Linked DNA regions of Homo sapiens: all the other regions are linked to region 1. The links are chromatin contacts, found by Hi-C or POLR2A ChIA-PET in ENCODE. All regions are on one chromosome and are shown on one strand. The core of a region is the stretch at or near the end of the contact, and the rest is flanking DNA. Distances in the headings are between cores, read along the strand shown.

The links. Hi-C counts contacts between places; a loop is a spot of excess contacts on that map. ChIA-PET counts read pairs that join two places held with the same protein, here RNA polymerase II (POLR2A). Pooled maps may share reads with other maps.
Region 2: a pooled map shows a loop between it and region 1 (19-fold over the local background). The contact joins the promoter of HEATR6 here to the promoter of TRIM37 in region 1. A Hi-C loop is called at or near these places in 1 of 37 single-sample maps with no recorded cell type and 8 of 50 pooled maps. POLR2A ChIA-PET finds 5 or more read pairs at or near these places in 2 of 52 experiments (HepG2 and activated CD4-positive, alpha-beta T cell).
Region 3: a loop to region 1 is called in a map of CD8-positive, alpha-beta T cell, with 15 times the contacts of the local background. The contact joins the promoter of MKS1 here to the promoter of TRIM37 in region 1. A Hi-C loop is called at or near these places in 3 of 168 maps with a recorded cell type or tissue (CD4-positive, alpha-beta T cell, CD8-positive, alpha-beta T cell and naive thymus-derived CD4-positive, alpha-beta T cell) and 13 of 50 pooled maps. POLR2A ChIA-PET finds 5 or more read pairs at or near these places in 2 of 52 experiments (PC-3 and activated naive CD4-positive, alpha-beta T cell).
Region 4: a map of CD4-positive, alpha-beta T cell shows a loop between it and region 1 (3-fold over the local background). The contact joins the promoter of RNFT1 here to the promoter of TRIM37 in region 1. A Hi-C loop is called at or near these places in 2 of 168 maps with a recorded cell type or tissue (CD4-positive, alpha-beta T cell and naive thymus-derived CD4-positive, alpha-beta T cell) and 9 of 50 pooled maps. POLR2A ChIA-PET finds 5 or more read pairs at or near these places in 1 of 52 experiments (PC-9).
Region 5: a loop to region 1 is called in a map of CD8-positive, alpha-beta T cell, with 20 times the contacts of the local background. The contact joins the promoter of RPS6KB1 here to the promoter of TRIM37 in region 1. A Hi-C loop is called at or near these places in 4 of 168 maps with a recorded cell type or tissue (CD4-positive, alpha-beta T cell, CD8-positive, alpha-beta T cell and naive thymus-derived CD4-positive, alpha-beta T cell), 1 of 37 single-sample maps with no recorded cell type and 10 of 50 pooled maps. POLR2A ChIA-PET finds 5 or more read pairs at or near these places in 2 of 52 experiments (OCI-LY7 and activated CD4-positive, alpha-beta T cell).
Region 6: a loop to region 1 is called in a map of CD8-positive, alpha-beta T cell, with 8 times the contacts of the local background. The contact joins the promoter of MIR142HG here to the promoter of TRIM37 in region 1. A Hi-C loop is called at or near these places in 3 of 168 maps with a recorded cell type or tissue (CD4-positive, alpha-beta T cell, CD8-positive, alpha-beta T cell and naive thymus-derived CD4-positive, alpha-beta T cell), 8 of 37 single-sample maps with no recorded cell type and 15 of 50 pooled maps. POLR2A ChIA-PET finds 5 or more read pairs at or near these places in 5 of 52 experiments (B cell, CD4-positive, alpha-beta T cell, H1 and 2 more).
Region 7: a loop to region 1 is called in a map with no recorded cell type, with 5 times the contacts of the local background. The contact joins the enhancer-like site here to the promoter of TRIM37 in region 1. A Hi-C loop is called at or near these places in 1 of 37 single-sample maps with no recorded cell type and 7 of 50 pooled maps. POLR2A ChIA-PET finds 5 or more read pairs at or near these places in 2 of 52 experiments (A673 and PC-9).

The regions. Positions count from the first base shown.
Region 1 is chr17:59,105,340-59,108,994 of GRCh38, forward strand. It overlaps TRIM37 (tripartite motif containing 37), which reads right to left and starts at 1,541. Exons shown (of 24, transcript NM_015294.6): 1 at 1,102-1,541. The coding sequence starts at 1,122. It overlaps LOC124904039 (a long non-coding RNA gene), which reads left to right and starts at 1,757. Exons shown (of 2, transcript XR_007065864.1): 1 at 1,757-2,252. RefSeq lists enhancers at 629-1,288, 945-994, 1,205-1,334, 1,289-1,948, 1,425-1,524 and 2 more and a silencer at 1,655-1,764.
Region 2 is chr17:60,077,343-60,080,997 of GRCh38, forward strand. HEATR6 (HEAT repeat containing 6) reads right to left here and starts at 1,579. Exons shown (of 20, transcript NM_022070.5): 1 at 1,354-1,579. The coding sequence starts at 1,572. It overlaps HEATR6-DT (HEATR6 divergent transcript), which reads left to right and starts at 1,967. Exons shown (of 2, transcript NR_135648.1): 1 at 1,967-2,130. RefSeq lists a silencer at 1,236-1,365.
Region 3 is chr17:58,217,575-58,221,229 of GRCh38, forward strand. It overlaps MKS1 (MKS transition zone complex subunit 1), which reads right to left and starts at 1,681. Exons shown (of 18, transcript NM_017777.4): 1 at 1,577-1,681; 2 at 1,046-1,155. The coding sequence starts at 1,656. It overlaps LOC105371841 (a long non-coding RNA gene), which reads left to right and starts at 1,740. Exons shown (of 2, transcript XR_934884.4): 1 at 1,740-2,485. RefSeq lists an enhancer at 1,509-1,788.
Region 4 is chr17:59,962,798-59,966,452 of GRCh38, forward strand. It overlaps RNFT1 (ring finger protein, transmembrane 1), which reads right to left and starts at 1,943. Exons shown (of 9, transcript NM_016125.4): 1 at 1,811-1,943; 2 at 30-487. The coding sequence starts at 1,866. It overlaps RNFT1-DT (RNFT1 divergent transcript), which reads left to right and starts at 2,299. Exons shown (of 4, transcript NR_110815.1): 1 at 2,299-2,391; 2 at 3,606-3,655. It also overlaps the pseudogene TBC1D3P1-DHX40P1. RefSeq lists a silencer at 1,884-2,013 and an enhancer at 2,044-2,313.
Region 5 is chr17:59,891,492-59,895,146 of GRCh38, forward strand. RPS6KB1 (ribosomal protein S6 kinase B1) reads left to right here and starts at 1,630. Exons shown (of 15, transcript NM_003161.4): 1 at 1,630-1,834. The coding sequence starts at 1,694. TUBD1 (tubulin delta 1) reads right to left here and starts at 1,452. Exons shown (of 9, transcript NM_016261.4): 1 at 1,206-1,452. RefSeq lists an enhancer at 1,378-1,657 and a silencer at 1,848-2,047.
Region 6 is chr17:58,330,893-58,334,547 of GRCh38, forward strand. It overlaps MIR142HG (MIR142 host genes), which reads right to left and starts at 1,628. Exons shown (of 1, transcript NR_186557.1): 1 at 1-1,628. All of the region lies in intron 2 of TSPOAP1-AS1 (TSPOAP1, SUPT4H1 and RNF43 antisense RNA 1), which reads left to right. It overlaps MIR142 (microRNA 142), which reads right to left and starts at 426; the gene lies at 340-426. RefSeq lists enhancers at 516-655, 1,456-1,525, 2,026-2,095, 2,686-2,775, 3,356-3,405 and a silencer at 1,636-1,945.
Region 7 is chr17:59,843,909-59,847,563 of GRCh38, forward strand. It overlaps the pseudogene RNU6-450P. Among named protein-coding and RNA genes, the nearest start is that of MIR21, 4.5 kb to the left of the region's middle. RefSeq lists an enhancer at 2,631-3,619. Within about 2 kb of position 1,828, at least 36 of the 41 ENCODE cell types and tissues checked have a DNase peak (open chromatin) inside an H3K27ac peak, as active enhancers do; they include PC-9, where a contact is called at or near this core.

The sequences.
Region 1 (3,655 bases), core at 291-2,790:
GATTCTGCCCCAATTGAAAATGTTGACGGTAGTTCAAAGCGATCTTGGGAACAACAACAACAAAAATATGTAAATACAAGAAACAGTATTATGTTTGCAAGCCTCAATTTAATCAATTTAGGAAGTAACTGAAAAGTTTTTAACAAGAAAAAGGATACAATTAAACGTATACTTATTGTATTGTATACTTTGTTTTTATATTACTGACATTTACTTTCACTCCATTCTAGAATTAAACCCTCCTAAAACCAAGATAAGTTTACAAAACCTTTATAATACTTTATATGAGGAATTAAGGAGAAAATTACTCATTAATCTCATCATGACTCTGTAGGGCCAGAAAGAACCTGGGAGATGCAGATTCTGTAACCTGCAACGGGGTGGACAATAAGACTACTGAATGACTAGTTTCAAGTGGAATATCCATAACATAGTTACCCCTTACTAAAAAGCAAGGATTTCCTATTTCAGTATCTGAAAGGTTCAAAATTTGATAATGATTACACAATTATGTTCAATAAACAATCTTTTAAAATATATTCCTAGCCTTTACTTACATATCCTACATATCCCAACTATTTTAACTCACAGCTTACAAGAATCAGTTATAAAAAGAAGAGTTTGTTCTGGAAACTACACATGAGATAATATATGCTGATTCAATCTAGGAAGGAAGGGCAGAAGCCTGCAAAATGTGCCACTGAGAGGGAAAGATGACTATCCATTTGGAAGGAGATTTAGATCAGCTCAAGAACTCGCAAGGACTGGTGGCGAGTGGCAGGGTACATCCATCTGATGAATCTGCAGTTTTGGTCGGAAAAGGATGCTGTTTGCAAACACCCGGTGGGGATGAGTACCTGTGCCAAGACATCCTTGAAAACTCCAGGATACGCACCACCTGACTGCGGAACAGTGAGCACAAGACACCCGGAGCGCTGCAGAATGGGCACGGCATCCTTGGTACCGGGCCAGCCCTCTCCACAGCGGCAGGGGCGGGGTAGGGGTGCCCTACTGGAGGGAGGACATGGGCACGACTCCCCGAATAAAAACCGCTCATCGGGTGGGGGCGGGGACTAACCACCACCCTCACAACCCCCTCACCTCCACGCTCTGTTCATCCATTGCCTCCGGCTCTCGGCGGGGCCGCTGGCGACCCGCAGGCTCCGCAGTCTGACCTCTTAGGCGCCGGCCCGAGGTCGCCAGATCAAATCGCCGATAAAAGCCCGGCGCCCACGTCAGGGGGCTCTGACAACCGCCCCACCTGCGCGCCCCATCTCTTCAGGTCCAGCGCCGCCTACCCCCATTTCGCCATTTTTACCGGCGCGCCCGCCCCGAGGCGCAGAAGTAGGGCGAACGGTGGCCGCAGCTCCTTTCTCCCGGCTCAGCCGCCGGCCAGCAGCCGCGCCGGAACCTCGGCCCACGTGACGCGGGCGCGCGCCTATGGAACTGACGGTGGAGTTCAGCGAAGAAGGTGCCGCAGAGAATTCGCAAACACCAACCGTAACCAGAGCAGCTGGGGGCGCGGCGGCGAGAGAAGCTGCGAAGCGCATGCGCGCAGGACGCTGTGGGAGGGGAAAGGAGGGGAGGAGCGTGGAGCGATCGCCTAGTTCCCGCGTTGCGGGGCGCATACGAGACTTGGCGACTCGCTGCCTCAGGGTTGCGTGCCTCCGGCCCTAGCCTGCGCAGGCGGCCTGAGCTTGGGGCTCTGCTACGCCACCCACGCCCACCTTGGCGGAGGGCGGGGCCCCACGGCTCTCAAACTTGCGCGCCAAAGACGGAGCCACCTGGCGTACTGGTGGAAAGCGCAGACTTCAGAGCCACACCCGTAGTTAAGTATTCGGACTCTGAGATTCCAGGGTGGGGCCCAGGCCATCCGCGTTTTCACCCAGCATCGTGTGATTCGGCAGCAGGTGGTCTGTGGCCCGCACTTTGAGAAACCCTGGTGCAGAAGGTTCATGGTTAGTGGTTCTCTCTGGAAGGAACAGTCTAAGGTTTGTAGGACTTGCGTTCCACCTACCAAAGCTAATCGAGTTAGAAGGCTCCAAACTGAGGTGTCATTTCTCATTACGGTGGTGAGAGGACGGGACCACACACTGTGAAGTCTTCGTTCCCACATCCCACACTTCATTCTTGCCGCCTAAGTTGTCGCCGTGGGACTATTGAAAGGGTATCAGCGATATTCATCTTTCCTATAAATGGGATCTGCTTTCTACAGTTTCCTGCCAGATGTGTAAAGATTGCAAGAATTGAAGGTTTGTGAGACAAAGAGGGCATATCAAATTCGTAATTTGAATTTAATTTTTCCTGTATTTATTGCAAACAACTAATTATACTTAACCGACCTAGAGTGCACATGTAGAGAATCACTAATAATCTAGAAATAAGTTCTTGAATATCAGGCATTTAGGCTTATAGGTGGTGGGTAGCAACAATTTTTTTTAACTACTTGGGTCATGAACAAGATATAATTTAGAAAGATTAATCTGAGACTGAAAAATTCTTTCAGTAAGAATTATTTGTGGTCTTTGACCTACATGGAGCTATTTTTACGAAAATGGCCTCAGTTGTACATTTTTAAATGGTTGATGGTTAATATTATGAGAATTTTACTTAAAAGAATTATTTATAGAATGCAGTGCTAGGCCTGGCGTGGTGGCTCACACCTGTAATCCCAGCACTTTGGGAGGCCGAGGCTGGCGAATCACCTGAGGTCGGGAGTTCGAGACCAGCCTGACCAACATGGAGAAACCCCGTCTCTACTAAAAATACAAAATTAGCCGGGCGTGGTGGCGCATGCCTGTAATCCCAGCTACTGGGGAGGCTGAGGCAGAAGAATCGCTCGAACCCAGGAGGCGGAGGTTGCGGTGAGCCGAGATCGCGCCATTGCACTCCAACCTGGGCAACAAGAGTGAAACTCCGTCTCAAAAAAAAAAAAAAAAAAAATGCAATGCTGTACTTGGGATTCAGAGTAATGAGAAGTGGCCCTTGCTCTCAAGGAGCAGTACAGAAGACAAATAAGACAAATTGCAATACTTACATGATAAATAGTTAAGATTCTTGTATGTTTGCCGAAGAACCTAAGAATGTCGAAGGACTTATTGCACCAATTCATAATAGCGAACAATTAGAAACCTGTACAGCTGATTAGAGGCCGTTGGTTGCAAGCAAAAAGGATAACTTGAGCAAAATAAATAATTTAGTTGGCAAGATGCTAAACTCACATCGTTTGCCAAGCCCTGGGGTTTGAGAGCCAACGGTCTGCTCCATCAGAATCCCTTAAAGGCTGACCTTGCTGCCCTCCCCACAAGAAAAATCTCCTAACTTCATACATATCCTTAAATAACTTGCTGTTATACAACTTACTTGTTATATTATTTGTATAACTTGCTGTTATAGAGCTTAAATGTCTATCACTAAGGAACTGATAAAAATGACTATATATCTAGCTGGGCATGGTGGTGCACACCTGTGGTCCCAGCTACTCTGGAGGCTGAGATGGAAGGATCACTTGAGCCCAGGAATTTGAGGCTGCAGTGATCCAAGATCACACCACTGCACTCCAGCCTGGGCAACACAGCCAGATCCTGTCTAAAATTAAAAAAAAAAAAAAAGTATGGTATAGCCATATAATGGATTACAGCTGTTAAAAAGAAGG
Region 2 (3,655 bases), core at 329-2,828, 970 kb after region 1:
CTAGTAGGTGCCTGAAGAACAGCAAGTTTTAAATGGCTGCACACAGGAACAAAAGGGGGAGTAACAGGAGAGAATGGAAGTTTTGTTGCAAAAGTATCCAATTACACAAATACAGCAAAAGTCCCCGACTACTGCCTTAATCTCACTCTGCTTCCTAATGACATACACTATTATTCTGTAGTCAATTCTTTCAGACCTTTTACTTTGCATATATAAACACACATATTTTAAAATCCCTCCTCCAGCTTCATACTGATCTCATTCTGTATGAATTGTCCTGCAACTTGCTTCAACCATTTACCAATACGTATTGAAGACTTTTCCAAAGCAGATTTTAAAGTTTATGAACAATTTTTTTTCCTCCTAAAGAAAAGATCATTCTGGCATTGGAGGAATGACTGGCTTGGAGAGGAGCTAGACAGGAGGCAGGAGATCAGTCAGAGGGGATCAGCGAACAGTCCAGGCATAAGTCGCCTTGCCTGAGGTCTAAGGCACTCGCTATGGGAATAGACAGGAGGGGATGAACTGAGAAATATATATGAGACACATTCTGAAATACCTGAGTTGGTCAGGATCTGGGATGAAGGAGGGAAGAACCAGTGTTTGTGTCTGGTGTGACTTGGTGGATGATGCATGTGTGTTGGAAGGTGGGATGGACTGGGGACGGGAATGCGTGTTTGGAGCTAATGAATTTCATCTTTAGGAACTGTCTAGTTTGAGATGCCTGTGCAAGCAGGCAACTTGCACCACTTCCCTCTTTCCTACGTAGGGCCAGAAGGCCATGGTGTCAACAGTTCAGAGAATTCATTAATTTAAGGCCTGATGTGTGTAAGATTACTCAGAAAGACGGCAGAGGGGAGGAGCTAGTGTGTAGGAACAGAAAACATAGGGGCTTTGTGGCAGAGTTTTGTATACTGTATTTTTACGAGCTTCAGTATTTTCATTAGCAAACAAGCCCTAATACTACGCAAGTTCTAAGATTCCCACGTGGTCCGTGTACCATGTACGCAATAAACAGTAGTAATGCATTTTGTCAACCAAGTGTTCTGGGTGCACAGAGAGGGAGTGAAGGAGGGTGCGGGCGGATGGAAAGTTGGTATCAGAGAGGAAACCCGAGGCATTATCAGAGCAGGAGTCGTCAAGTTGGGTTTTGAATGACTCGAGCGTGCCAAGCACTGCAGGGTCTTCCAAATGGAGAACTAAGAATGTGCCAAGGTTGGAGGGGGCACGCCATCCTGAAACTAAATCATCAGGCGCGAGAGTGGGAAGATCAGGGAAAGGCAGGCAGAGGCCACCAGCTGGGTTCCCGGAGGGGTGGGGCCGGGGCCGGGGCCAGCAGGGCGCGCCGCCTACCTCCGGGGCCACGCCACTGCCCTCGCTGTAGTTCTCGGAGATGAGCTGATCGAAGAGCAGGTGGATCTCGGTGCGGGCGGAGCTGCTGTCATCCGGGCGCAGGGCGCAGAGCCTGGCAGACAAGAGGCGAAACCCATTGCCTCGCTCAGGGATTGCTTCCCGCGGTGCCTCCCGCGGCTGCACGGAAGGCCACGAACCGACAACTTGCACAGCAGCCATCTTTTCTACGGGCGGGGGGGGTGGGTGGGGTGATCCCAGGGAAATACTTCCGGGACATCCTCCCGTTCCGCGCGCTCTAGTTCCGAAAGTACCTTTTTTAGACCGGACTGGGGCTCAGAGGGGTTTCCATGACTACGGGACTCCTCCGACCGGTACCCTGCAGATGCTTGTCAGAAATTGGCTTGGAGGCCGGGCTCGGTGGCTGACGCCTGTAATCCCAGCACTTTGGGAGGCCGAGGCGGGCGGATCACGAGGTCAGAAGATCGAGACCATCCTAGCTAACACGGTGAAACCCCGTCTCTACTAAAAATACAAAAAAAAAAAAAAAAAAAAAATTAGCCGGGAGTGGTGGCGGGCGCCTGTTGTCCCAGCTACTCGGGAGGCTGAGGCAGGAGAATGGCGTGAACCCGGGAGGCAGGGCTTGCAATGAGCCAAGATCGCGCCACTGCACTCCAGCCTGGGCGACAGAGCGAGACTCCGTCTCAGAAAAAAAAAAAAAGAAAGAAATTGGCTTGGAGATTTTTCGCCGGCCACTCCTTCTTGAGCCCTGACTGAAAAGTGAGTTCTCAATTTGTGCTTCCAGAAAGTTTGTCCTCCCAGAGTTTGTTCCTGGACAGGGCTGAAGGTACTCTGTTCCGTACTAGAGTTTCAGATTCGGGCTGGAGTTGGAGAGGGTATGCTGTGGATGGCAGTAGCAGAAACCGCTAGTTCTAAGGCACCCTTCTACTCTTCTAAAATCTTTCCCCAGGCACAAAACCACCCGGAATAAAGGCTACGTTCCCTAGCATTCCTTGCAGTTGGCTGTGGCTCTGTGATTGCAATCTGGTCAGTGGAATATAAGGCAGCTTTCCCTACTTAAGTGACAGCTGGCTGTACTCTTGGTTCCTTTTTCTCCCTTTTTCCCAGTGTGAATCCTCTCATGGATCATGAGGCACCTCGCCCCACTAGAAGAGTAATTTTGGAGTTTAACTGAATCATGTAAAATATAATCTGCCTAAGAGTGACCGGGTTGAAATGAGACACCCCAAGATTTTCTGAAACCTTGAAGTCAAGAAGCTGGAGAATAAAATGGCCATTTAAAAATCTGTGATCACTTTTCAGTCATCCAGGAAGTGAAGGCTTGACTTTCACAGTTGGGCAGATTGGGAAAACCATCTCTAGGGCCTTTGAGTTATGCAAATATAAAGCAAATCCTCACCCTTGGCCCTTAGGGAAAACCTTGAAGTCACCTGAATGTATGTTTTATCCTGAGAACAAAACATTTCTGTTCAGCAGTGAAAATTGGGGGTATGCTTTAGCAGAGGTAGTTTTCTGAAGACTTTGGGCTTGGGGAGAAATGTTAATTTTTTTGTTTGGATTTAGATTCCGTTGTGCTGGTATATTATTTCTTATTCCTAGTCTGTGTACATATGTGCGTTATATATGTGCATGTGTGTGTGTGTATTCGTGTAAAGAAATGTATTCAAGCATTTGTTCAGAGAAGATCAGGAGCTGAAACCTAGTCGTTGGATATTTTAATCTGGGTTCCCTGATAGCAGAGCCTCAGATGAGGTTGATAGGTGAGGGATTTATCCAGAAATGAACAGGGAAGGAAGGAGAATTAATACCAATATGTGCTATTGAGTTGGCCATTGCAAGGGGTGACTGATTGTTCAGTCCTCAGGAGTTTCTGAGAAGCCTTGTGAAGCTCTCAAAACCCTTCTTCTGAGGAACAGAGAGGAAAAGCATTTATCTGTCAGCTTTTGAAGTCTATTGTCAAAAGTTGACCACAAGGCATTAATTCACTGGTGTTCCTGTGTTGAGCATGCATCTGTGCTTGGTTCCTGGAGGAGTCCTATGTTGCATAGTCAAAGAAGCCCTGAGGCAAAAGTGAGGAAACTAGGTGCATATCTGAGGCAAGGCTCTCACCAGTTATACCTGTGCTAAGCTAGTAGATGCCTGTGATAAACTAGTTGCTGTAGCAATGGCTAGAGTAAGAATGTAAGACCAAGAGTATGTGAAGTAGTACTAAAGAGCTGTCTTACACATTGGGCTAGAAGGATGTGAGGCCTGGTCATTTCCACAATGCACGTTCGAAGAGACT
Region 3 (3,655 bases), core at 431-2,930, 890 kb before region 1:
AAGGTGGGAGGATCACTTGGGCCCAGGAATTTGAAACCAGCCTGGACAACATAGCAAGACCTTTTCTCTACTAAAACTTTAAAAAAAAATAAACTGAGTGTGAGTCTGTAGTCCCAGCTAGTTGGGAGGCTGAGGCAGGAGGATGGCTTGAGCCTGGGAGACCAAGGTTTACAGTGAGCTATGATCATACCACTGCACTCCAGCCTGAGCAGAAGAATGAGATTCTGTCTCAAAACAAAACGAAAACAAAAACAAAGAAAACAAATCTAATCTAATACACTCTTGGGTATGCCTTTTTCAGAGACACGTTTCACAACCTGTGAGCCCACACTCTTGCCCAGGAACAGCTCTGAACAGAAAGAGAAACAATAAAAGCAAACAGACTAGTGACCTGACAACAACCACTCTGTCCTCTCCTCCTCATTCTTTTGGTTTCCCAGATAAGGAAAACCACAAGAACACAGTTGATCTATACATGCACATCATATGCAGATTTTGCAAGCAGTCTCCAGTTTAAAAATTGTTTTTAAAAGTGTTTATATGTGTATTTAGGGTTTGGGGCACGTTTTCTCTTTTAAAAATGCCACAAATAGGACGGGCGCGGTGGCTCACGCCTGTAATCCCAGCACTTTGGGAGGCCAAGGCGGGCGGATCACGAGGTCAGGAGATCGAGACAATCCTGGCTAACACGGTGAAACCCCGCCTCTACTGAAAATACAAAAAATTAGCCGGGCGTGGTGGCGGGCGCCTGTAGTCCCAGCTACTCGGGAGGCTGAGGCAGGAGAATCGCGTGAACCCGGGAGGCGGAGCTTGCAGTGAGCGGAGATAGCGACACTGCACTTCAGCCTGGGGGAAAGAGCAAGACTCCGTCTCAAAAAAAAAAAAAAAAAAAAAAAAAAAAAAAAAGCCACAAATAGAATGTAGGTTGCCGGGCAACTCTATAACATATCAGAAGTATAGTATTTGTTATCTCACTACATTTGGCCACAATTCTGATTAGTATCATAATTAGTATTAGATGGCACATCACCACCGTAACACCCACTGGCAGTTGGCTGAGGCCTAAAAGTGGCCAAGTCTATGAGGTCCTTCCCGAGCTCGGCAGCAGGCTGATAATGAAGAAAGTTGCTTGATGTGATTCTTTGCAGGTGGACTCTGTCAAGAAAAGCCCAAAATATTCGTTACCAGACACGCAACCAGGAGATGAACACAAAGCAAGGATGGGGGAAACAAAACAGAGGAGGTAGGGTTGCCAAGGTGTGCTGGGTGCAGACAACGGAGAGGAGGTGGGTGGGTGCGCCGTCCTATGGGGAAGAATGAAGGGGAGAGGGTGTACTGGGGGCACAGGGCTTTGAGAAACTGGGAGCAACAAAGACGTGAATGGACTTGGGTAGGTCTGTAAGGGGTTCTTAGAGGCTGTGAGTGGATGGGGGTACGGATAGTGAAAGAAGTGGGGAGCCCGGAGAAGTGGTCGGGATTGTAAGCAGAAAGTGGGGACCTCAGAACACCGAGCTCAGGTTGGAATGATCTAAGGACACAAAAGCATGGGGCCTCGGGGCTGGGGCGGTGCGACTACCGGAGGCGCAAGTTGCGCACGGGGTCCCGGGAGCGATACACTGCCTCCCCGGTGTCAGTGCTCCAGACGGTCTCCGCCATGACAGCTGCGACGCGCCGCGACTGCGCCGGAAAGCGCGCCGCTCTGTTTTCCTGGCAACGGAGACGCTGGATCGGGAGGCGACGGAGGTGCTGCGCGCGCAACCCGCCGTTCCCGTCACGGCGCCACGGTCGCAGTTGGCCACACAGTGCAAGTGCAGCCCAAGCCGAACGCCCAAGAGGGCTCCGGGGTCCTACCGATCACCGCTTACCATGTATGCGATAAAAGCTCACCGAAAGCGGGACCTCGTGCGCTGTGCAAATGAGGAAACTGGCACAGCCATCAGCCCACTTCATATAGACAGATAGATGCAGAAATGATGACGGGGACCAGGTGGCCTGAGTCTTCGCCCTCTACCTTTTCCACCATGCCACACTGCCTTCCACCCAACGCGTGAAAACTTTGGCCTGAAAATCGGGTGATGTGACTGTAAGAAATGCACCCATTATTCCCAAAGGAGTCAGGGAAGGTGATGGCCCTTAGCCAGACAAGAAAATATATTCTTGGAAGACAAAAAAAGTGTCAGAAGATTTATTAGTCTTTGTGTTGATATTCACTGAGCAAAGAAAGAAAAAACAAGGAAGTCAACAGTAAGGAAGGAAACGATGTTATTATTGAACTGATTCTTACCTTGTGTATGTTAGTTTTGGATCATTAAGCCACTTTGTTACTGCACTGGCTTCCTGAAAAGCCAAAAAAGTGACATTCACAAGTCATGCTTCGTTGTACTAGCAAAGGAAGGACATGCTGTAACCTCACGTCTGGCGTCCCGGCACTTTGGGAATGTCAACATTTATCAGCCTTGTTCACATCTAGTCCTCCTCCAACAAAGTAAGCAATTGTCCCCTGAACTCGGGAATCTCATGCCAGTTTGATGATTTGGCATTGGAAGCTCTGGGTGCCATAGCCACTAGTTGTGTAACACCGACTCACCATAAATAGCACCATTTATTTAGGATCTAGTGCAGCTTGAGCACTTTTGTTTGCATTGTCCCAAATCCTTGTAGAAGCCTCTCAAAAAGGTACTTTTATTCACTTTAAAAATGAAGTTCGTGAAGGCCAGGGTTTAAAGGACTTGCTAGCTTGCAAGTGGTAAAAGTACTGGGATTCTAGCCCAAGTTCTTCTGTCTTTTGAAGCCTAACCACCTTCCAGTTTGCCTCACAGCCTCTCACCTACCAATTTATTCCATAAACGCACACATTTCCAACCTGGGAAATAATAATTTTTTTTTTTTTTTTTTTGAGACGGAGTCTCGCTCTGTCGCCCAGGCTGGAGTGCAGTGGCGGGATCTCGGCTCACTGCAAGCTCCGCCTCCCGGGTTCACGCCATTCTCCTGCCTCAGCCTCCCAAGTAGCCGGGACTACAGGCGCCCGCCACTACGCCCGGCTAATTTTTTGTATTTTTAGTAGAGACGGGGTTTCACCGTTTTAGCCGGGATGGTCTCGATCTCCTGACCTCGTGATCCGCCCGCCTCGGCCTCCCAAAGTGCTGGGATTACAGGCGTGAGCCACCGCGCCCGGCCGGAAATAATTTTAACATAAAACAAAAGGCACCTTTCTAGCTCCTAAGAAATTGTCTCTCCAATGTTTCCTTTTAAAATTGTGAGTAGGCAATCTGTGCCACATGCACAACAGCTGATAAAGTGGAGCCTGATTCTAGTTTAATTTTATAACCAAATCTAACTTATAACAAAGTTAATCTGACATAATTATATGCAAAATAGTTTCTATACCACGTTATGGAAATATAAGCTATTTGTGTAAGCAACCATAATTAGTATTATTTTTATATAGGTAAACTAAGTTTTCATGTTTTGTTTACTGATTTCTATGAATCAGGATCCTTTTATGTTTAAATATTCAGCTTATTGGTCTTAAGTACATTTACCTTGTTTTTCAACCATCATCACCATCCATCGCCACTACTTTCTTATTTTTGAAAATTGAAACTCTGTTCCCATTAAATAGTAACTCCTCATTCCCCTCTTCCAGCCCCTGGCA
Region 4 (3,655 bases), core at 693-3,192, 860 kb after region 1:
AAACAAGTCAATGTTTTATTATGTCCTACCTGTTATATGCTGCATAACAAGTTTGACGCTCAGAATCAAAATATATGGAAGACTTTTTTGCAGCCACTTGAAGAGATAGCGGAATTCTGAGAAGGAGCTACTACCATGATCTCCAGATTCTGCGGCAGTATCATCAGTCAGCCTTGCTTCACTGTGGGAGTGACCCCGTAAGCGACTGTGTACACATCCATGGGCACAGCTATGGACACCTGACCTTATATTTCTGGAGCTTGCATTTTCTGCACATTCTTTAGGTATGGAGTTTATCTGGATATGAACATCTCCAGAATGAGGGCAAGAACCCTCTCCTGTCAATCTTGTGTGGACACACTGAGGGGTTGAGGCATCCTCACTGCTTCCAGTTCCTGGAGGACTGTGCAGTTGGCTACGATTGGCTTGCATGGCCCTTAAATACTTTTTCTCTGACCCAGATGTCTTTGCTTCAGGCCTCTGTCTCCTAAAAAATCAAATAAAAGATATTCTAAGTAAACAGGCAGTTAAATACCAGCAGTATATTCCTCACTGGGTATCCTTTATTCACTAAAGGAGTAGCAAATAATCACAACAGATGAATTTTCAGGTTATTTATCACTGGACTCCTCCCTTCTCCCTTAATGCCAAGGCTCTGCTGCCCTACACAAATGATCTTTTAGGGAACATTTGCACCAAAAAAAAAAAAGTTGAGCTGCAAATGCTTCCAGTTCTCTAATGGCAGAAGGCATCCGCAAAACAGTCATGAAGTATGGGTACCCAGCAGATGTTAATGAGCACCAGTCCTCACTGGGTACTCTGGTACATTTACTTTTCCCAAATGGTGCAGTTTCATCTCTGATGTAGATTCTACATCAAAGAAGTTTCATAAGGAAGAGTGAGCCAGTATTTTTTAATGGTTGGAAATGTTAGGAAAAAAAACAACATTAAATCTTAATGCCTTATTATCATCATAGGTAACTAATAATAAACACTGCACTTAGGTGACCTACAAATTAGATTTTCTGCTCAAGCAGCTTTCCCAAAGCTCATAAAGTTTCCAATAATTAATGGTGCCACCAATAATATTACCTCCCCGCGCAAAAGAATGTTACCTAAATACATTTAAAGCATAGATACTTTGGAGAGTCACCACGTAATTGCTAGGTAACTCTTTAGTCTGAATAAGCAGTTACACAGTCCGCCCAATAAAATGCCACCGTCGGTGGTGTGTGTATTACGGAGGGAGGGGTGTGAGGAAAGAGGACTCTAGCAGAGAAAGATCTCTCTAATAAATGATCCAGTGTGGACCTCCTAGAAACAGAAGAACAGAGTCGGAATCCCAGCTGACAAAACGCAGAGGCTATCCCACACTGCCGTGCTTTTCCCGTTTGTCTAGGAGGAGGCTAGAGTTAACGTCAGGGAATGTTCTGTGTCATTCTATTTCACTCCCAGGACTGAACAGTGGTGCAGTCACCGTGTCTGGCGGTTTGGGTTTCAGTGCTTTTCACTAAAGGCTTTCACCGAGGCCCCGACGCCACGGGTGTTATTTCGTCAAAACTGAAGAGCGACGTTGGACAGCAGGCTTTCAGTGTCTTTTCTATAAATAACATAGAACCCTCCCACTTTCCTTCATGCACAGACAAGAAAGAGGAGAAAAAAGGGAAGAAAATTCAACACAACTCTTCCGGAATCTCCGAGGGCAGAGTTCTCCACCCACGTCCGAGCCTCGAGTGCCTATTCTCCCCAGAGCCCCCTGCGCCGCGGCCCCTCGCCGCCTCCTCCTCTGCCCGCTTCCCCCAGGCCTAACCTCTCATGACCAGAAGCGGACGGAGGTGTCGGGAGCGACAGCAAGAACAGCGGCATACACCGCCTCCAGCCCTTCAGTCGGGGCCATCAACCGCAAACCCCGCAAGCTCTTCTCTCAGCCCGGCGGCAACGGCGGCGGCGCGCGCGCTCCCCGGACGTTCTCACGCGCGCGCGCGCGCCCTGCCCCGGCTCCACCTCCTAGCCCCGCCCCCGCACCGCGCCGAGTGGAGAGCTCACGGCTGCCGGGGTGTTTTGGCAGCGAGAACAAGCGAGCTGCGCCTGAGAACGGCCTTCAGGCCTGGCGCTAAATAATAAGTCGTTGTTATGTGTTATGTATTTATGTGGCATCCACCACACGCCTCCGAGATCCTGGGCGTTTTGAGGTTAAAAATGTTCAGGCTTGGAGAACCTACCCCTGGAGGAGTGTTAGGGTTTCCGGGCTCGGATGTCCGCGAGCTTGACGCCTGACCTAGTTGTGTCTGTCTGGGCGGTGACGTTTGGTCTGAGCTGACCTTTCCTCACAATCGTGAATTTGGGCTGTGAGGATCAGGCCTTGTCAGAACCCGAGATGAGAGGAGAGAGGTGCGGAGAGTCTGCGTGGGGTGGAAGTAGAAGTTAGAGTTGAAAAACCTGTCTTGCGTGGGGTATAGAGGACCCTACTGCCCTCAAAATAATTATGTTAATCTAAAACTGTTCTAAAATTAAAAGGTTATTAAGAAAACGAAGTTTAGGTCGGGCGCAGTGGCTCACACCTGTAATCCCAGTATTTTGGGAGGCCGAGGCGGGCGGGTCACTTGAGCTCAGGAGGTAGAGACCAGCCTGGCCAACATGGTGAAACCCGTCTCTATTAAAACTACAAAAATTAGCCGGGGGCGTTGGCTCACACTTGTAATCCCCGCTACAGATACTCGGGAAGCTGAGGCATACGAGAATCACTTGAACCCGGGAGGTGGAGTTTGTAGTGAGCCAAGATCGTGCCACTGCACTCCAGCCTGGGCAACAGAGTGAGTGAGACTCGGTCTCAAAAAATAAATAAATAAAATAAATTCTGTTAATCTAAAACTGTTCTAAAATTAAAAGGTCATTAAGAAAACGAAGCTGAGGAGGGGAGTGGTAGCTCACACCTGTAATCCCAGCACTTTGGGAGGCCAAGGCGGGTGGATCACAAGGTCAAGAGATCGTGGCCACATCCTGGCCAATATGGTGAAACCCCGTCTCTACTAAAAATACAAAAATTAGCCGGGTGTGGTGGTGCGTGCCTGTAATCTCAGCTACTCGGGAAGCTGAGGCAGGAGAATCGCTTGAACCCGGGAGGCGGAGGTTGCAGTGAGCCGGGATTAGCCACTGCACTCCAGCCTGGCAACAGAGCGACACTCCGTCTAAAAAAAAAAAGGTTTAGGCCTGGCGTGGTGGCTCACCCCTGTAATCCCAGCGCTTTGGAAGGCCGAGGCGGGAGGATCACTTGAGGTCAGGAGTTTGAGACCAGCCTGGCCAACATGGCGAAACCCTGTCTCTACTAAAAATACAAAAATCACCCGGGCTTGGTGGCGGGCGCCTGTAATCCCAGCTACTCGGGAGGCTGAGGCAGGAGAATCCCTTGAACCCAGGTGGCGGAGGTTGCAGTGAGCTGAAATCGTGCCACTGCACTCCAGCCTGGGCGGCAGAAGGAGACCCCCACCTCAAAAAAAAACACATTGGCTTTCTTTTTTTGTTGGGGGTGGGGGTAGGGGTGGTCGGCGGTGGTAGAAGGCATACTTAAGTCTCTCTGTGCTTACTAATTTAAATCTTTCTGACAGATTTCTGGTTCAGTAAGGGTGAGAGCCAGGCTCCAGACTATAGTGAATTT
Region 5 (3,655 bases), core at 380-2,879, 790 kb after region 1:
GTTGTCTAAGGAGCTAGTCATTCAAGGAAGTTCTCATACTCTCTACATGGTTTTGGGATTTGTGATTTACTGTACCTGAATCCATTCATACACAGCTCAATAGTTTCCAAAATCTGATTTGTAATCACTTTTTTCCTAAACATATGTTTAAAACAAAACATTCTCCTCAGTTGAGGAGTGATAAAAGAAAAAAAGAGGCTGGGTGCGTGGCTCACACCTGTAATCCCAGCATTTTGGGAGGCTGAGTTGGGAGAATCACGTGAGCCTGGCTGTTCCAGACCTGGTCAACATGGCAAAACCCTGTTTGTACAAAAAATACAACCATTAGCTTGGCGTGGTGGTGTGCGCCTGCAGTCCCAGCTACTCGGGAGGCTGAGGTGGGAGGATCCCCTGAGCCTGGGAGGTCCAGGCTGCAGTGAGCCAAGATCTTGCCACCGCACTCCAGCCTGGGTGACAAAGTGACATCCTCCTGTCTCCAGAAAAAAAAAAAATTAAAATTAAAAAAATAAAAACAAGACAAAACAAATGCTGATTGAAGAAATTAGTAGTACCACCCTTCACACCACATGAACATGTAGAACACAGAAGTGTGCTCAACATTGTACATTCAATTAACATTAATTTTCTCTCTTCTAAATAATAGCTTACGCTTTCTCCACTAGTCTAGCCTGGTAACTTTAGTAAGACCTGTAAGAAAGATTTTGTGTTTAGCTCAGGTAGGACAGCAAGAAAGATGCAGCTTGGAGAAAGAAAACCAGATGAAATATTAACCGGGCGCAATGGCTCATGCCTGTAATCCCAGTACTTTGGGAGGCCGAGGCGGGAGGATCACCTGAGCCCAGGGATTCCAGACCAGCCTGGGCAACACAGCGAGACCCTGTCTCCATTTGAAAAAGAAAGAAAGCAAAAGAAACATTAGAGCAGTTCCTCATTATTTTTACCTAGGAAAAGACAAGTTTTGATAAAGACTTCACATCAGGTCTATGCAGCACTGGAAATGAGCCGTGGGTTGTGAGACAGACTCTGTGCTTAAAATGTCAAACCGGCAAAGTAGGTTTATTATTATCCTCATTTTACAGATAAGGAAACTGAGGCTCTGAAAGGTTATTGACTTTTCCAAGGCCACAGAACTAGTAAAGAGCAAAGCCAAAAGGTCCCCCGTTCCCCACGGGCCCCAGGAGTTCTCCACACGTAACCCGACTCACCGCCAGACGCCGACCAGCGCTTCTGTCCGGTTCAAACTTCGGACCAACCTACTCACCATGCGCATGCTCACTTTCAAAACGAAAAACTTACTGAGAACAAATGCGCATGTTCCATAAACGGAGAGTTTTGTTGTGTATATATTTTTTCCTATTCAGAAAGATTAATTACGCATGTTCAATTTCAATTTACGAACTTCAGATATGGTACGCATGCTCACTGTCCACCGAACGCTCCAGCTGACAATGCGCATGCTCTAGTCCTCCAAGCGCGACTTCGGCTGGTGTTTTGCGCATGTTTCTGCCAGCGCCTGGATCCTGCCGATAGTTCTGCGCATGTCCACTGCCCACTGTTTGGCTTCACGGAACCCTGTACGCATGCTCCTACGCTGAACTTTAGGAGCCAGTCTAAGGCCTAGGCGCAGACGCACTGAGCCTAAGCAGCCGGTGATGGCGGCAGCGGCTGTGGTGGCTGCGGCGGGTCCGGGCCCATGAGGCGACGAAGGAGGCGGGACGGCTTTTACCCAGCCCCGGACTTCCGAGACAGGGAAGCTGAGGACATGGCAGGAGTGTTTGACATAGACCTGGACCAGCCAGAGGACGCGGGCTCTGAGGATGAGCTGGAGGAGGGGGTGAGGCCCGGGGTCCCCGGGGGCCCGAGGTGACAGGGCCGGGGCGGCGGCGCGGGCTCAGGAAGCGCGGTGTGTCCTAGAGCGTGGAGACCCAGGGGGGCTCCTGAGGAGCTGAGGGTCGCGCGGCCTGAGACAGGGGAGCGGGCGGGGCGGTCATGGCCCTAGGTGTGAGGCCTCTGCGGGGCTCGCAGGTGCAGGTCGCACCCTTAGCCCCAGGTCAGCGCAGCCCCGAGCGATCTGAAGAGGGAAAGAGAACGGGCGCGTGGTCGATTCCTCGAGCTGTTGGACTTGAGTGTGGCGGGGAGCGGGTGGCGTGAGCGTGTGTTGGGGAGACGGGGGCTGCTCTTGCTGGGTGTCCCGTAAGTGCAGGCGAAGTGTGGAGGGTTTCCCTTCGAGTCTAGAATTTCAAGTATTGAATCTTCAGACCTCCCACAACCACCTCTCTTCTCGGCCTGTCGCTTCTCTCCTAGGAAGCGCTCAGCTGTTAGAAGTGACAGCTGAAAACTTCTGTCGGGAGTAGCACTGCCGCTGCTGTTACAGCCACCAGGAGTTTTATTTCGGGAGCAAGGGGGCTCTGCTGCATCTTCCAATCTTCCAGGGTTTGTTTGTTTGCTTTTTTTTTTTTACCCCCTTCCGTGTGACTTTTTAAAATAAGCATTTATAAGGACACACGGCACTTGTAACCTTTCCCCAAGTTGAAGATGTCTGTATTTTTTTCAGAATAATTAATGTAATTTTGAGGTGGAAAAAAAAACCAAAAACCAGTTGACAGCCTTGATTTAGCTTGCCAGAAATAAGTTGCCTGAACAGAGACTTGTGAATGGTGGTATGAGGGCTTTCCTTGCTGTAATTTAGGGTGCTAAATTTAGAATTGTATTTCCTAATGCATAGCTTGGTTTCACCCTGCTGGCTTAGTGGTTTGTTAATCTTTATGGAATAACTTTTTTTTTCCCTAGATAAATTTATCAAAAAATGACAAATTGCACCTGAAGTTCAAAAATGTTGTCATACTAAATCACTGATCCTGGACCAAATGATCATCAGTTGATAACCTCTTGGTAGTTTAGCATCTAAATTCCAATGTCTAGTTGAATACATGGGTTAATGACGTCAGATGTTTGCTCTAATTACACAGGGGCTTCCTTTCCCTTGCCTCACCCTCAGTTTTTCTCCTCTGGCACCTGCCCTACTGTTGACAAAAGATTGAGATGATGTATATAAAGAATTTTGAACACTTTAAGAAACTAAGTGGCCTAAAATAATACTGTTCTTCTTGTTTGTTTCTTTTGTTTTGTTTTGAGTTGGGTCTCACTCTATCACCCAGACTGGAGTGCAATGGTGCGATCTCAGCTCACTGCAATCTCAGCCTCCTGGGTTTAAGCGATTGTCATGGCTCAGCCTCCCAAGTAGCTAGGATTACAGGCATGCGCCACCACATCTGGCTAATTTTTGTATTTTTAGTAGAGACAGGGTTTCACCATATTGGCCAGGCTGTTCTCGGACTCCTGACCTCAAATGATCCACCAGCCTCGGCCTCCCAAAATGCTGGGATTATAGGCATAAACCACCATACCTGACCAATACTGTTCTTTTCATAATCAAATAAGACTAAATCAAAATCACACGGTTTAGAAAGTGGGTATTGAGTTGTGTGCTTTTTCTTTTCTTTTCTTTTCTTTTCTTTCTTTCTGGTTTTTTTGTTTTGTTTTGTTTTTGAGACAGTCTTGCTCTGTCACCCAGGCTGGAATGCAGTGGCGTGATCTCAGCTCACTGCAACCTCTGCCTCCTGGGTTCAAGCGATTCTCCTGCCTCAGCCTCCTG
Region 6 (3,655 bases), core at 378-2,877, 770 kb before region 1:
TCCAGTCTTTATTAGCATTGGGTCCCTGGTCCCACCACCCATTCCCCTCCACGTACCATCCCTTCCCACCCCTTCCTCGTCCTTGACGCTGCGGCTGCATCAGGGTTCCACATGTCCAGCCCTCCCCGCCCCCAAAGACTGCAGGGCAGCAGAGGAGCTGCTGTGGCCTTTCCCCAGCTGTCCGGAACCAGGAAGGGCAGGAAAGCCATGGAGGCCTTTCAGGCATCTGGGCAGGGTAGGGAGGGGCCGTAAGGTGCTCACCTGTCACACGAGGTCCCCGAGCGCCGAGGAAGATGGTGGCGGGCAGCGGGCGGCAGCAGTGGCGTGATCTCCGAAGCCCACAGTACACTCATCCATAAAGTAGGAAACACTACACCCTCCAGTGCTGTTAGTAGTGCTTTCTACTTTATGGGTGACTGCACTGTCTGTCTGTCCGTCGGCGTGTACTCTTCAGGCTGCCCAGGCCTCCTGACTCCTGCTCCAAGAGCCCCCCAGCCCTCCTTGTGGCTTCCTAAGATCCCCCCAACCCTGCCAGGGCCCCCCGAGGGCCCGCCCTGGGCCTTGTGGGCGGTGACTCAGCATGGCGCCAGACTTGCCTCCTCTACCTCCCTCCCCCACTTCCTCTTCAGTTCCCTCTTCCCTTCCCCCTAAAGGCTCCACCCCATCCCCCCAGTTTCAGAGACACTCAGGTAGAGACTAGGGCCTCTGGAGGCCTCACCTTCAGTTCTGTGAACCCCTGGCTGGCCGCTTCCAGCCACGCTAGCCACCCTCCAGCGTCCAAATGAGGCAGCCACAGCTCCCCTGCCAAGGTCTTGGTCTCCAGTCCACCCCAACCGTGAGGTCCTGACTGCCCAGAGCCTCAGTCCCCACCCTTCAGCCTCCCCACCAGCCCAAGATCCTGACCCCCCAGGGCCTAAGTCCCCAGCCTCCCCAACAGCCCAGGGTCCTGACCCCCCAGGGCCTCAGGCCCTGGCCTCCCCACCAGCCCAAGGTCTTGAACACACCAGGGCCTCAATTCCCAGCCTCCCCACCAGCTCAAGGTCCTGACTCCCCCAGAGCCTCAGTCCCAGCCTCCATAGCAGCCCAAGGTCCTGACCCCCCAGGGCCTCAGTCCCCAGCCACTCCACCAGCCCCAAAGTCCTGACTCCCCAGAGCCTTGATTCTCGGCCTCCCCACCAGCCCAAAGTCCTGACTCCCTCACTGCCCTGCTGTTCCCCTGGCAGGAGCCCAAGGCTATCCCAACAAAAATGGTGGCCATGTTGGGCGGAGGAAGAGGCTGGCGCCCCTTGAGACACTGGTCCCACTTCTCAGCCTCTGCGTACCCTCTGCCATCCCCGCCTTACTCTCCAGCCCTCCTCCTTGGACACCTCTTTCCCCGCCTGGGGTCCCGGAGCCATTTTACCTTCCTTCACTAGAGAGGGTTTCAAGGCGCTTTGCCCTGAGCTTCCCGCATGGGGCTTGCACCCAAGCTCCTCGACACCCCCAACGCGCCTCCACCCAGACCAGCAGCCCAAGCCCCTAGAGGCCCCGAGCTGAGGAGCCCCAGTTGGGGCAGCAGTGAAGGTCCGGATCCTTACCTGAGGCTGCAGGGCGGAGGAGAGCTCGCCCTGTGCTCCAGGCTCCGAAGTGGGGTTCCCTTCAGGGAGGGCAGGGCTTATAACCCCGAGGCCACGTGGGCCAGATCTCAGGGCGCCCAACGGTCTCAGAGCGCGCCCCGCCCCCGCCCGCAGGGGATGAGCGCCCTCCCTCCCTCCCTCCCTGGGGAGGACAGACTGACAGGAAACAGAAGGGGGTGGGCCCGCGGGAGGGCTGGGGACCCTCTCTCATGCCCTGGGCAGGTGGCTTCCGGCCCCAGCTGCCCTTCCCCCCGTGGCACCAGCTCCAAGGGATGGCTCAAGAGCCTGGGACTGACTCAGGGCATTGAGGGTGACCCCAGAAGACCAGGGCTCCTCGACAGGGCCCTCGGTGAGTGCCCAAAACGGGGAGTCCAGAATTCCAGCACAAGAAAAGGACCTTCTCTCTGAGCCCCACCGCTGCTGACCTCAGCCCAGAAAACTCCCTTCCCTTCCCAACACTCAGGCCAGGCCCTGGCTCCTCTGCGTGTGCTCCCGAGGGCCATGGAGGTGCTGATGCATGAAGGGCGTCCATGGAGACTGTTGTCCTCAGCACCCCACAAAGCCACCCCTCCTGCAGCCTCAGCCTGCAGGGCACAGTGCGGGGGACACTCTCAGGCCCGGTGGACTGATGGCACTAGGCTAGGTGTTCACGCTCTCTTTGGGACCTGTGGGGACAAGAGGGCAGGGCAGAGCTGGGTGAGGATCAGGTCCTAAGGTGGGGCACAGGTGCTATGCGGAGAGAAGGGGGCTTGGAGGAGTGGCGGGAAAGAGGCTCGAGGGAAGGTTCTGGCGGCCACCGGATGTGGGCATGGGGCCCACCCACCTGCATGCCACCCCCGATTTCCCCATGGGGAAGGCAGGAAGCTGCCCAGCCCAGGGCCCCTGGCTGGGGGAGGGGAGTAGGGTGTGGGGGTGGGCAGGGGACAGCGTCGGCTGAGCCCAGCCCATACCATCTTCCCCCAGCGTTCTCCAAGCCTCTCCATGGGCTTGGCTCTGGAAGCAAGAGGAATGGGTTTGGGGAGGTAGGAGCGGTAGAGAGAAAACCACCCAGTGACTCCTTCCCAGAAGGCCATGGACCTCTTCTCTGGGTCCTCCGTTTAGGCCCACACAGACCTTAGGGAGCTGTCAGATTCAGGGCCTAGAAGAGGACTGGCATGGGGGCAGTGGGGAGGGAGATGGCCCCACATCCTTCCCTCCAGGAAGGGGGTCCTTCAACCTGGAAAGTTGCCCCATTCCCAGGTCCCTAAAATGGGACAGAGAAAGGGGGAATGGGGCCTTTCACCCCCTTGAGTCTAAAGAGAAAGTGGTGAGGAGGGTTGCCTTGCAGGGCCAGCTGGCCAGAAATGGGGCGATACTCCTTTAAGAGACCACCGCTGCCTCTGACCTGGGTGGAGGGGAAGTGGCTGCCCCAGGCGATAAGAGGATAAGAATATCAAAGTTGTGCAGTAACCTGGGTTCCTGGACCCCCATTCTTCAGGGCTCCTCCCCTGAGAGCATCTTACCTCCTACTCCTGCTTATGATGCCTCCATAGCCCTCACTTCAGAGGCGTCCTGTCCCCACAAAAGAGAGTCACAGAATGGGACCCAGGAGCCCGGCTTCTGGGCCCAGCTATGCCATAGACCCCTCAGCATGTGACCTGTGGCGAGTCAGAGCTGAGGTTCCAAGGGACACACATGGCTCCAACAGTCTCCAATCTAGCCCTTCTCCTGTCCTGAGCAGGGTGAGGTGTCCCTGCTGCCTGTTGTCTTGTGACAACAGAGGCTGATTTTCTCTGTACAACCTCAATGCCTAAAGACCACCAATAGTTTTTATTTTTATTTATCTATTTTCTTTTTTTGAGAAGAGAGCTTAGGGCCCAGCTTCTCTGTCAACGGAGCTTCTGGGGTCAGGGGGTTTCTGGATAGTCTAGGCCCTCTGCTGGTTCCCATCCCGAGGCTGGGGCTAAAGAAGGATGGAATGAGGACCTGGACTTTCCCCAGCCCAGCGATGACTCCCGACTCTGCTGGGCCTCAAACCAGAAGAAATGGTACAGGGCCAG
Region 7 (3,655 bases), core at 578-3,077, 740 kb after region 1:
GCAGGAATCGCTTGAACCCAGGAGGCAGAGGTTGCAGTGAGCCGAGATCTTGCCATTGCACTCCAGCCTGGGCAACAAGAGTGAAACTCCGTCTCAAAACAAACAAACAAAAAAGAGTTCAGTAAAAGTACAGCAATAAAAGTTATCCACCTCCACCACCCCAGCTTTTTTTTTTTTTTTTTTTTTTTTTTGAGAGTGAGGTTTTACTGTGTCACCCAGGCTGGAGTGTGGTGGCACAGTCATGGCTCTTTACAGCCTTGACCTCCCAGGCTCAAGAAATTCTCCTACCTCAGCCTCCCTGGCAAGGACCAGCATGAACCACCATACCTGGGTAATTTTTTAATTTTTTGTAAAGACAGGGTCTCAATATTTTGCCCAGGCCAGTCTTGAATTCCCAGGCTCGAGCGATCCTGCCGTGGCCTCCCAAAGTGCTGGGATGACAGGTGTGAGCCACCATGCTGGGCATTCCCAATGAAAGACTGAGGCCAGGCACAGTGGCTCACGCCTGTCATCCCAGCCTTTTGGGAGGCCAAGACAGGATCACTTGAGGTCAGGAGTTCAAGACCAGCCTGGCCAGCATGGTGAAACCCTATCTCTACTAAAAATACAAAAATTAGCCAGGCGTGGTGGCGTATGCCTGTAATCTCAGCTACTCGGGAAACAGGCAGGAGAGTCACTTGAACCCGGAAGGCAGACGTTGCAGTGACCTGAGATCGTGCCACTGCACTCCAGCCTGGGCAACAGAGCAAGACACCATCTCGCAAAAAAAAAAAAAAAAAAAAAAAAAAAGTGAGCATCTGATACACATGCAAGAATTTCACAACATTGCATTCACTCCTCCAGAAACAAAGATATATTTTAAAATGCTTTCTTAGCATATGTGCTCTGGTTTTCTAGCAGATACTCTGTCAAACTTTTGATAAGTGAAAAATTTACCGAAGAATTTAAAACCAAAAACAGTTTTTTAACTTTCCCACCTGAAAATATTGACCATTTTCTAATTTATTTTCATTATAAAGAATATTGGTTATCATGGTTGCTCATGCCTGTAATTCTAGCACTTTGGTAGGCCAAGGCAGGCAAATCACTCCTGAGCCCAGGAGTTCGAGACCAGCCTGGACAACATAATGAGACCTCCCTACAAAATATTTAAAAGTTAGCCAAGTGTGACAGTATGTGCCTATAGTCCCAGGCTGAGGTGGATCACCTCATTAGTGAGCCGTGATTGTGTCACTGCACTCCAGCCTGAGTGACACAGACCCTGCCTCAAAAAATATATATATAAATACTAAAACATCTGGAAGGAAAGAGGAGAAAAGGGAGTATCAGCTTTTAATACTTGTTACAAGGTCAGTCTAGAAAATACAGTGAGATTTGCTGGGTAAATAGGTTTTGAACCATGAAAAAATTGATGGCATGCAAGATCTTCCTCAATAGACCTAAGAGTCTCATTTCTATTAAAAAATACAAACAACTGCTTCATTTTATTCATAAATAATTTTTTGAGGTGCTACAAAAAATTAAAACTAAGCAGGAGTTTAAAGTTTTTGAAAAGCCAAGTAACATTTTATCTCTAACATTTATTGAATCCTCTCCAGTATTTACACAACGTAAATGAGATACTACACACAAAACCCTTGTGTCTGAAGGTAAATTTATTTATTCTCAAAGACAACAAGAAGAGAAAGCACATCATGTATTTTAAACTTTAGAAGCAACTGAGTCATTAGTGTCTGGTGGACAGGAGCTAGGGATCCTATCCCTTCCCAACAAGGCCAAGAGTTCACCTGAGGTAATGCATTTGCCTTGGGGGCGAGGCCTTGAATTGCAGCAAATAACCTGTGTGTATTTGCATATTTAACCAGTACTCTTAAGAAGGATTATACAAAAACCTGTTCCAGACAGCTGCTTACTCATTGCCTTTAAAATTGCGTGGTGCTGGGATTGGCAGGTGCCAACTGTTTGCTCATTCTCTTTGACCCACTAGCCTTGCAGTTTGCTGTGTGGGTGTTGATACTCCTAAATTAAAGCAGGGAAGGGGTGGTTTTAGATGGCTTTTAACACCTGCTCTCCACCCAAGCACCCTGGATTCATTTGATATCTGGATTCTAATTCTGTAGTCAGGAGACTGGCCCAAACTGTGGCCCAGAGAGAAGTGAGTCAGTTGCAAGTGGCTAGCTGACTCTATGGGAACAGAAATAAAATGCAGCTTAGAGAGTTTGTCAGCCAAATCCACAAATGTGTGGCTTTTTGAAACATTGGACATCTGTTCCTCTTAATTTAAAATAAACTTTTTTTTTTTTTTTTTTTAAGCACAAAGTTGCTTGGCTCCTTGTTTCTTTGTGTCAGCAGCAGTTGCTGCTCTAATTTAGGAACCCTAGGATCTGATTTAGGACATTTGGAATCTTTAAGGCACATTCGATCTAGAAAGTGGAACTGAATTGCTTTGGGAAGGCAAGAGGATGATTTTACAGTATAGGGTTTGTGTGGAAATCCCCTTCAGCAGTAATCAACCCAGGTGTCCAACCTGTTTGTTAACCATTTCCAAATGACTCAGAGGACCTAGAGGGAGGGCTTGAACACACTCCAGCACTGTTTCTACAATTTAGCCTTTATTTGCATTGGAAACCACATTCCTGAATTCTTGAGGGGGCAGGCTCTGGCTTATTCTGGGCAACTGACTTCAAGTGGGACCCCTGAGCTACCTATGTAAGCAAAGAGTCAGCCATCTCTGGAGAGTTACCAGGGAGGAGGATCTTTCTGTGAACTTGCTTTGATGACCTCCACCCAAAGCCCTTTGAGGAACAGTTTTGTTTATTCAAGGAGCCCTTGGCAGGTCACTCCTCCCCTACCACAAATCTAATCCAAATGCGACATTTTCCTTTGAGGCCATCTATCCCTTTTGGGGGACAAAACACATCAGCTTTTCCCTTCAGACCACTTTTGACTGAAGCAGTGATCAACATTGCTTAATTGTGTTCCAGTCTGTTTCCAGCGGGGAAAAAATGCTTTAGGGGAGTGAGGCAGTTAGGGATTTGAAAACAGGGATGGTGCCGCCTGAAGGTGGGGAATGACTTAGATCACTGTCTTCCTTTGGCTCCTCACCATGTTGTGTGGAGGAAACGAAAAGCAGCTCAAGTTCACTCCTCTTGGCAGTAGTGCAGAAGCCTGGCTTGCCACGGCCCTGGAGAACCATGTTTTTCCCAACTTTTTTTTTTTTCTTTTGAGACGGAGTTTCACTCTTGTTGCCGAGGCTGGAGTGCAGTGGCGCAATCTCGGCTCACTGCAGCCTCCGCCTTCCAGGTTCAAAGCGATTCTCCTGCCTCAGCCTCTCAAGTAGCTGGGATTACAGGTGCATGCCACCACACTCGGCTAATTTTTTGTATTTTTTTCAGTAGATACGGGGTTTCATCATGTTGGCCAGGCTGGTCTCGAACTCCTAACCTCAGGTGATCCACCCGCCTCGGCCTCCCAAAGTGCTGGGATTACAAGCATGAACCACCATGCCCAGCCTTTTTTTTTTTTTTTTTTTTTTTTAATACAGAACACAAATTTGAGTGTCATTCTTGTGCAGGGGCCATGCTAATCTTCTGTATATTGTTCCAATTTTGGTGTATGTGCTGCCAAAGCAAGCACCCAGCTTCTTTTCATTAGT